Regions from separate parts of the Homo sapiens genome. Here region 2 is linked to region 1. Evidence: read pairs that join two places in POLR2A ChIA-PET (ENCODE). Cell type or tissue: HepG2. All regions are shown on one strand. Links, peaks and the distances in the headings refer to the core of each region. The heading gives the core; the rest is flanking DNA.

Region 1 (4,958 bases), core at 316-4,315:
TCTTAAGGGTTGGATTCTGCCTAATTTTGCACTCTGTACTTGATGTTGTTGGCACTGCTCCTTTACACTGGCTGTCTTCCTTGCCTTCTTTGCCCAGCTCCTGTCATCCTTCAGGTCTTGGATTGGATGTCACTTCCTCTGTGGAGCCACCTTAGTGGTTTCAAGTAATGTCATTTCCTCCTCTATTGGTTCATATGTTTATCTCATGCCATTAGAGTGACCATGACTTTCACAAGGTCGGGGACTGCGTCTTAAATCATCTGCCACTATTGCCTGGCCCGTTGTTATGAACTCAGTAAATGGTAAGTGATTGAAAACAGATTACACTTTGGCAGAATTCTCCAAAGTTTTGAATGCATTACTGGGTTTTCTAAAATGTCCATAATATTACCAAGGAATCATTTTGACTTGGGAGAACTATGCTTAGAGAAGGTTTTAGGTAAGGGAGTTTATATCTTGTGCTTCAACATTTTTATTTCAGTTAAAACATATACAGCAAAACCCCAAAAACTTGTTTGAACTCTTATTCTAATATGCCAGAAAATTTAGGAAAGTGGGCAAGTATTAGATTTAAAACAAGCTTTGGTAAGATTAAGGGCTCTGAGAATTGAAATCAGAACAGTTTTGTTTTCGGTTGTGGCATTTTAAAGCTTTAATTTTGGCTGTGAAATATTTCACGTGACAGATTTCATTCCAGCCTGTTTCTTTCTGGTCAGGAATGTGTGATGGTTCACTTTTGGCAATTGCACTATGTGAAAGGGCTTGGGTCAGCACCACTGTGCAGAAATGGGTCAATGAGCGTTCAGATGAAAGGGAAAACACTTTTAAAGAACCTTTATATATTGCTGATGTAATAAGACAAAACTCATTATAAGCTTGAAACTCTCACCATGTTCTTGCTTTCTCCTTCATCTCTCAAATGCTTTGCCAAATTAACCACATCAACTAATTTTACAGAAAATGGATTGCTGAAGAAGCTTCTTCAGAAAGTCTCTCTCTCTTGTCTTCCAAAAGGACATAAGTCTCCTTTGTACTTCTGTAAAAATCTTAAAATGGCCACTTAAAGAGAGCGGGCAGCTTGTTGTAATTCAGTGAATGATAAAGTACAACCGCCTATTTTTCAGTTGAGTTGGGAGGAAGAACTGTATCCTACTGTTGCTTTAAAAGATGATTTTATTACTGTCAGGACAAATAACAAGCTAGGATTTTCTCAGAGCAATAACTGACGAGTTAGATTACTGCCTGTGGCTCTTAAACAATGTAACATTCTTGAATTAAGGAAGGAAAGTACTCAGGTAGTCTTTGAAGGAAGTCTAGGTTCCCTGCATGGCTATAGGGTTGCTGTTTCACTTTTTTCTGAGTAGATAAGGAAGCATAAGCCTTCTCCAAACCCTGGAAAAGCCTTTGCTCTCAAATTTGTGCTGGAATGTTATCTGGAGTGTGATGGAGCCCTTTGCCAGTCACCATGGAAACTGATGAAGGCTCTAGTTGTCCTTTGGGCTATTTGGGGTGGCTTAAATAAAGGATGACCAATGCGTCTAATCCTGTTCTCCACATACGCTTTTTCTTTAAAAATGATTAAAAATACAGCTTACTTAAGGAGGAAAAGGATATCTGTATCATGTTTCTATTAGGCTATTTAAAACATTGTGTGCAGCTGAAGGGTATCCCGGCCAAGAAACGTTAATGAAAACTATCATTCTGGATAGGCATAATTCCACTGGTTTCTGATGTTGTCTGTTAGCCCCCAAGCTGATATATGCAACAGAATAACAAATGCTAATTTTCCGTTTACCTACTTAGTGATGGAAAGGAACTTGTCATAGAAATGAAGACATGGGTAGTATTTTAGTATGTCATTGCCAAGTGAAATGCAGTTTCAGTGGTGGTGTCAGACATAAAAATTAAAAGCATCTGTGAGCAATTAAAGCATTAATTATTCTTATTTTGCAGACATCTCATAGCACATTTTCCAGAATCACCAGTCCGTAGCTAAAGCTAGGGAAAAGAAGTCTTACGGTAATCTTTAGATGTCCATATTTTGGCAGTCCCTCCTGTTCCCTTAAGTGGGGCACAGAGGAGGAAGATCTGAGCAGAAACTATTAATATCTAGGGTGTTACCTGGTGCTGATAGAAGAATGTTTCTTAATTAGTTAATTTAAAAAATTGAGGTGAAATTCATATTGATAGAGTTTTGGTTTGTGAGCCACACTGATTGCACTGTGAAGGATTTGTTCCATTTTCAAGGTCTGACCCTGATTGAAAAGGCAAAATGGGAACTTAAGATGATTGAGGCTTGCCTCTTGGTTGTTTCAAATAACATGCTTTCCTTTAATGTCCAATAAAGGCTATTTATATGAAATGAAAATCAAGGATATAATACTCAGTGCTTCTACAAATAAGGATAATTTTATTAATTAGTTCAAGATTTTACTGAGTACTTTACATGTGCTGTGTGCTCTTTTTAGTCCTAGAGATGTAGTGGTAAAATGTGTAAGTTTCTGTTCTTAAGGAGTTTAAGTGTATTGGAAGAGACATAATAAACATATACTTTTAGGTGGTTATAATGGTTACAAAAAATAATAAAAAAGTGTAAGGATGTAGAAAGTGATGGGAGGTCTGGGTGCTGTGGCTCATGCCTTTAATCCCAGCAACTTAGGAGGCTGAACTGGGAGAATTACTTCAGGCCTGGACTTTGAGACCAGCTTGAGCAACATAGTGAGATCCCCGTTTCTACAACAACAAGTAGCTGGGCATGGTGGCGTACAGCTGTAGTCCCAGCTACTCAGAAGGCTGAGGCAGATCACTTGAGCCCAGGAGTTCGAGGCTGCAGTGAGCTATGATCACACCACTGTGCTACAGCCTGGGCAACAGAGTGAGACCCCCATCTCTAAAATATAAAAAATAAAATGAAAGTGATAGGAGGTGCAATTTTAGATAAGGATGTCAGGGAGGAGATCTCTGAAGACATGACATTTGAGCAGACATCTGAATGAATTGAGTAATTGGGCCACAGGAAGAGCAAAAGCCCTGAGGTAGAATCAACTTGGATTATATGAAGTGTTTTTATAAATGGGAGGAAAGCCTCATGAACAGAATAAACAGGAAGAAGGTCCATGTGATTGGAGTGGTCTAGGGGAAAGGTAGATAGAGGCATGTCATGCAAAGCCTCATAAGCCGTGGTGGAAATTTGGATTTTTTTCTGTGTACAGTGTAGTGGGTTTTTCACCAGGGCAGTGACAGTCTAATTTACTCCTTAAAAGGATCTGGCTGTAATGTAGAGAATAGAGTATAGGAGAATAAAAATAGAACAAGACGACTAGCTAGTAGCTAATGCCAGTGTGTAAGCTAAAGTTGATAGCTTGGACTATGGTGGTAGAGGTAGTGATAAGTACATCTGTTCCAAAGATATTTTGAAGATAGAGCCAGGAGGACTTGCTGATGAATTGGATGTGGATGGTGAAGGAAAGAGATGGTTCTTTTTTTTTTTTTTTTTTTGGTATGGTAAAATATGCATAATATAAAACTGACCATTTTAATGATTTTAAAGTGTGCAATTCAGTGGCCTTAAGTACATTAACGTTGTGTAACCATCCTCACTATTCATCCCCAGAACTTTCTTATCATTCCAAACTGAAACTCTATTCATTAAATAATAATTCCCCGTTTTCTCCTGTTCCTAGCCCCTAGTAACCACTAATCTACTTTCTGTCTCATGAATTTGACTGTTCCAACTCGTATAAGTGGAGTCATATAATATTTGTCCTTTTATGTCTGGCTTATTTCACTTAGCAAATTGTTATCAAGGTTCATCCATGTTGTAGCATATATTCAAATTTCACTTCTTTTTAGGTTCTTTGGTTTTGCTTTTAGCAACTATGTGAATAGTATTGAAATTTCCTGGGATGGAGAAGACTCTTGAAGGAGAGGTTAGGGGTTAAAAATCAGTTCTCCTTTACACATGTTAAATGTAAAACGCGTGATAGACACCCAGGTGGATATGTTGAGTAAGTCTGGGGCTTGGAGGAGAGGTTGGGGCTGGAGATTTAAATTTGGATGTCAGCATAGTATAGGTGGTTTTTAAAGTTATGAAACTGGGTAAGTTTACCTCAGAAGTAAGAGTAGACTTGAGAAAGTGGCCTTTTAACTAGTACAATTTAAAGTTATGATAAAGGAATACATATATTCTAAGATGTACACAAATTGCTAAATTTATAAAATTTTAAAAGTTGGCATTGATTTTTAATGTTTTAATTGATATAGCACATTAGTTTTAAGCAGTTATTTGCTTGTTATTTTGTTAGTCAATTCGTTTACTTTCATTGGCTTGAAATAGTGGTAAGCCTTGTTTTTTAGTAGTTCTCTAAGAAATTAAAAAAATAAATTAGTGTCAAGGTGAATTGGGTACTGGCTAGAATGGCTGTTTTCAAAAGTCACACATATAAATTTTATCATAGTAGGGACAATTTGAAAATTAGTAGATGCCATAGATAATAGGATTAATTATGTAAAAATTAATTTATATGTAAATATAAAATTAATAGATAATAGGATAAAGGGGGCTTGTTTATGAATGGAGTATTCTAGTGAGCAAACACCAGCTGTGTGTGACTAAGGGTGGCACCTATCCAGGGGAAGGATGTTTTCAGGAAAATTTGTGTACTTTTTTTTTTTTTTTTTAACAGCAGAGAGGCTTTTTAGTTAGACTACTGGTCTCTTTTCTTTTCCAAAGGATTAAGTTTCAAAAGAAGGATCAGACCACTCTTGTGGGGTGAAATGGGGGTGGAGGAAATATTTGGAACAAGAGGAATGTTTGCAGCAACACTGGAGTAGAACTTTCCCTAGACGCTGTGGTTCATAGGCATCTGACCAAGTCTTTCAGAGGCAAATCTTAGTATTACTTATTTTTTTTTCCATTTAATGAGAGTTGCTTAGCTTGATTAGCTCCCAGTTTTGTC
Region 2 (4,958 bases), core at 617-4,616, 51 kb after region 1:
ATTTGAGATGTGATAAATTGAATAATTTTTACTGTATTACCCAGGACATTCTTCAGTGAAACTGACCTTTAATTTTACTGTGATACATGGTGGTGAAGAATATGATGACTATAAGTACAGTTTGGTGCCACTGCCTTAATTTGTGCTAAGGTGCCAGCAGTTTTACCTACCATTGCTTTTGAACCATCAGTGGAAATGTCAGCCCAGTGAAAAAACAAATACTATATTCCCACCCCCCAAAATAATATCTTTGTAGAATTATAAAAATAGTTTTACCCTCTTGGATCATCTGAAAGATTCTTGGGGATCTCCAGAGAGAAAGGGCCAATAACCAACCATATTTGGAGAATTGCTTGTTTAATGGAAAGTTCTTTAATCAAAAGTCAGAATTCTTGGTTTCTAGGTTAGTAATCCTTGTTATAGATCTCAGGAAATTACTGACTTCATTTTTGTTTCTTCTCCTTTTATTAAAGTGATGTGGAAGTGAGTGCTGTAAAATAGTTTGTGTCTAATGTCAGGAAATACCTTATTAGGCACGGCACATTGTAAAAAAAGTTCTGGAGAGATTTGAACTAGGTCTTTCCTTTTCATTCATTTTATTTATTATAGTGATGTTAAGGTGGCTGGAATTGATAACCTATTTTTGTAAAACTTCTATTTTTACAAAAATGTACCAAGTGATAATTAACTAAGACAGTGGAGTCATGTTGGAATATAGTCTATAAGATACAAAAGTTGTCCTCAAGCTACTTGTAGCCTGATTAATAAACACACAGATATAGCAGTATAATGTATTTTATGCTATCACATAATTGCTTTAAATAATATATAGGAGATCAGAGAATGACAAGACTGACGAATGGGGAGGTAGAGAGTGGCTCCATGAAGATCATAGAATTAAATTAGACCTTTATAAAAATGGAGAAATGATATATGCCGAGGTACAAAGAGAACATGTCATACTTCTCAATTAATCTTTTCCCTTCCCAGACAAATACCTATCCTCAGTTTCCCTCTTCCTGTCATTCTGTGGTTTGTGACATCGTTTTTCTCGTACTTCTTTTCTTTGGACCATTCTAAGGCCCATGATTTGTGCTATTAAGATAGCATGGTGTACTGGAAAGATCTTGGGCTTTGGAGTCAGAGTGACCCAACCTGCAATTCTGAGAGCACATTTCATAGACAGTCTGAAAATTAAGTGAAATAATACATTTAAAGGTGCTCCATAAATGTTAACTGCCTTTCTCTATTATTACAAATAATGAACAGCAACAGAGAATGAGTTAATTAAGATGGTAGCATGCTGTGATGAAATTTATCCATTAGACTGGGAGAGCAAAAGACTTGTGAAAAGAGAGACAATAAGGTATTGTGGTTATCATGGACATTAGAGATGGAGAGAATTGTAGTAAAATCCTGATTGTAACCTGTACTATTACCTTTGTGTTTATTTTGGGCAAGTTGACTTAAACTCTCAAAGCCTTAGTTTATTTATCTAATAAATGGGAATGGTTTTGGGAAGATAGTCAATAGATCCCCCCACATATTTGTTTATTCTTTATTCGAATGTGATTTTGTTCAGTCCTGGGGGATATTGATTAGGCTAGGCTAATCAGTGAATGCCATTAGTTGGTGACCTAGTCTTTGGTGTAAGATGATTATGTGTTCTTGTTGACATTTATAGATCATGAATATCTTGACACACTCTGCCTAGTTCTAGAAGTCCCTCCATATACCTCTTTCAAAGCCTAAAATATTTATCATCTGCCCCTTTATAGAACAGTTTTCCAGTTTCTGTCGTATGCATTTAAGTTACCTGGAATCAGTTTGGTTATTTTGAGGCTTTTGAGCTTCCTTGGGTGGGTCCAGAGCAGCCTTTAGTGTCAAGGGCTAATTTACCCCTTTACTAAGGCAATATCTTTCTAATGACTCTCTACCCAATGCTCCATGTATTGTGAGATCTTTCCCCTTTGACTGATGGGAACATAAACTGTTCTCAGCTGTGTGCAATCTCTGGGAATTATACAGCTTGTATCTCCAGTGATTCTTTCCCCACCATTGGGTAATTTTTCTCATTCATGTGAAAACTCCACAGGACCCCTCTGCAGTTGTGGGGAGTTCTCTCTCTATGTCTCCTTTCTCCCCAGTATTCTGCTCCATAAATTCCAGCTGCCTTGGCTTCCCCTAACTCTCATTTTCTTTTCTCAACTCACCAAGATGAATGGGCTCTGTTTGGATTCTCCCTCCCTGTTTTTCAGCCTGGAAGCTGTCTCCAGGACAATAAACTGGGGCAGTCATAGAGCTCATCTCACTTGTTTTTCTTTTTTCAGGAGTTATAGTCTTCCCTGCTGTAATTCCATGTCTAAAACATAGTTTTTATGTTTTGTCCAGTTTTCTAGTTTTTTACAGGTGTCTGTGTGTGTGTGGGTTGGGGGGCTACTCAGGGGTTAAGTCCCATTTCTGTTGCTCTTTTATGGCCAGGAGCAAAGCTCCATTTATAGCTGTTACTTTTTTTTCCCTCTATGTATTCTCTACACCACTAAAAAGTCAGATGAATCCATCATCTGTATAATCACGTTTGTTTTTATAGCAATTAAGTGCCATAGCCACTTGTATTAGTATGGGTTCTCCAGGGAAATAGAACCAATAATACACACACACACACCCCCACCCCACCCCCCACACACAAAGAGATTTATTATAAGGAATTGGCTCACATAATTATGGAGGCTAAGTCCCAAGATCTACATTCAGCAAGCTGGAGACCCAGAAGGGCTAATGGTGTAGTTCCAGTATGAATCCAAAGGTCTAAGAACCAGTATAGCCAATGATATAAGTTTTAGGTGCTGTAAATTCCAGTCTGAGTCCAAGTCCACGTCCAAAGGCAGAAAACCGACATCCAAGCTCAAAGATAGGCAGAGAGTGAATTCTCCCTTATTCCACCCCCGTTTTTTTTTCTATTCAGGGCTTCAATGGATTGGATGATGCCCACCCACATGAAGGCGGGCAACCTGAATTACTTAGTTTACCAATTCAAATGTTAATCTCATCCAGAAACATCCTCACAGACACACCCAGAATAATATTTAACCAAATTTATGGGTATACGGTGGCCCAAAGTGACATAAAAATTAATCATCATACTCCTCAAACTCTTAGGGTTGCCCTTCATCTAAGTTGTATAATAATGAATCAGTACCTGTGTTCCCATTTCCTCCCAGCATGGAGATAATCCTGGAGTTTCTAGATTAATCTCAATCTCATTTTGACGGTTGTTTCCTGGGGCTACTTTCCAACCAAAACACATAGCATATTCAGAATAATTTGAGAGGGACTATTTACAAGATGTGGGAGAAGTGTAGGGAAACAACAACAGATAGGATAGTAACTGATGAGCAATACTGGAGCAGTTTACTGTCCCTACACCTGAAGAGTTGGGGGGAAGGAGTATCCAAATCTGAGAGAGAGTCTTGTAGAGATGTCTGCCTTCGGAGGAACAATGACACTTGGTGGAGGACCTAGCCAGCCTGGGGCTACCCTACAGAGAGGAAGCCAGGAAATTAAATTCCTTGACCACCCTCTCCTCCTTCTTTCTGATCTCCTGCTTTTGAGGCAGTCTGTATAGAAACCCCTGGGGCGGCAGCGGGCAGAGTGAACTGGAGGGGCAGTTGGAAATATTTGGCAAAGACAGCTAGGTTGGAGTAGCTGCCTGGCCCCTTTCCTTTAGAAACAGGTGTTTCAAGATACACAAAGTTTGAAATGAGAGAAAAAATAGTTTATAGATTATTATTTTCTTGCCTTTCTAATACTCCCAAAGTAGTCTTCCATGTATGTTCTGAAGAACTGATGAAAGCAAGAAGAAATAATGTTAAATTATCCAGAGTTGTTTAAACTCATCAGCAGATGCTGTTATTTTATTGATAAAGCTGGTGATATTAAAAATTAATCAAGTTTGCCCATTGTAGTAATAGGTCAGGATTTAGATACTCCATAATCCACACTGTATTTTAAGAAAAGTATCCATAGGGAAAGAAGAAAATATTCACGTCCATAAAAGTGGTTTATTTAACATTGAAGCATAGTAGTGGCAAATATTTATATGTTAATCTATATTTTACATATTTCTACTTTTAAATTATTAATAGACATGGATGGGTAATTTTAGGTTTAATTCAGACTTTCTGTAAGTCATTTAGAGGAAGCTCAGTGTGAGGCATTCTTTGCTATAAACAGAATGGGTGAACATTTACTGGGTGATATCTGGTAATTAGCAACAAATTTGGAGCATCCAGGAAAGATGCTGCTGCTTTGCATCTTTGGCTGTGTATGCCACTCAGTTTGTGGAAATTCAGTCCTGTTTTTAGGTGCATAGTGCATGGCCTTTGACCTACCTCTCTGCAGCAGTATCTTCAAACCACCTTCACCTCTTGCAACTGGCAGCCGAGGTGGGTTGCATGGTGCAGTGGTGCTGTTACCACACATAACCACAGATTATCACCAAACATATAACGTATTCTAAAAATAAAACACTTTTAAAAAATTTCAGAAACATATTTGAGCATTTTAATAACTGAGTAGAAATTAGTCGTAGTTTTATAACATTTTAGAGCTTGGAGAGATCTTTGCAAGTTTATTTTACTGATGAGATTTAGATACAGTCACATAGCTTATTTAATGATTGAGATTCAGTCACGCGCATTATTAGTGAAGTGCCAACATAAGAACCAGGATCTTCTGATTACCTTCAGTGATTTTATTATGCAAAGCTTTTGCTCGTTGTAGATATTCAGAGTTACAGAATCCACAAATGCATTATAAATAATGGTCTGGCATCAACACTGAGGGAGATTTTGTTGTTCCATGACAGCTCTATTTATTAACTGGTTTTTCCTTATTTTGGTCAAAAACTTGCTTCCTAATAACTTTCACATATTATTCCTAGTCCTGTCCTCATGAGA

The links. ChIA-PET counts read pairs that join two places held together with the same protein. Peaks named below come from ENCODE experiments on the same cell type or tissue, not always from the same donor. Only the 100,000 strongest peaks of a DNase experiment are listed, where the experiment ranks them.
Region 2: POLR2A ChIA-PET joins it to region 1 with 8 read pairs; 2 of 35 experiments call an interaction of 5 or more read pairs at or near these places.

What each region holds. Positions count from the first base shown.
Region 1 is chr14:31,577,724-31,582,681 of GRCh38, forward strand. The region is part of intron 3 of NUBPL (NUBP iron-sulfur cluster assembly factor, mitochondrial); the gene reads left to right. Among named protein-coding and RNA genes, the nearest start is that of NUBPL, 19 kb to the left of the region's middle. In HepG2, for the core only: no CTCF peak of the experiment used is centred there; a DNase peak (open chromatin) is centred at 2,708.
Region 2 is chr14:31,628,819-31,633,776 of GRCh38, forward strand. The region is part of intron 4 of NUBPL (NUBP iron-sulfur cluster assembly factor, mitochondrial); the gene reads left to right. Among named protein-coding and RNA genes, the nearest start is that of NUBPL, 70 kb to the left of the region's middle. In HepG2, for the core only: no CTCF peak of the experiment used is centred there; no DNase peak of the experiment used is centred there.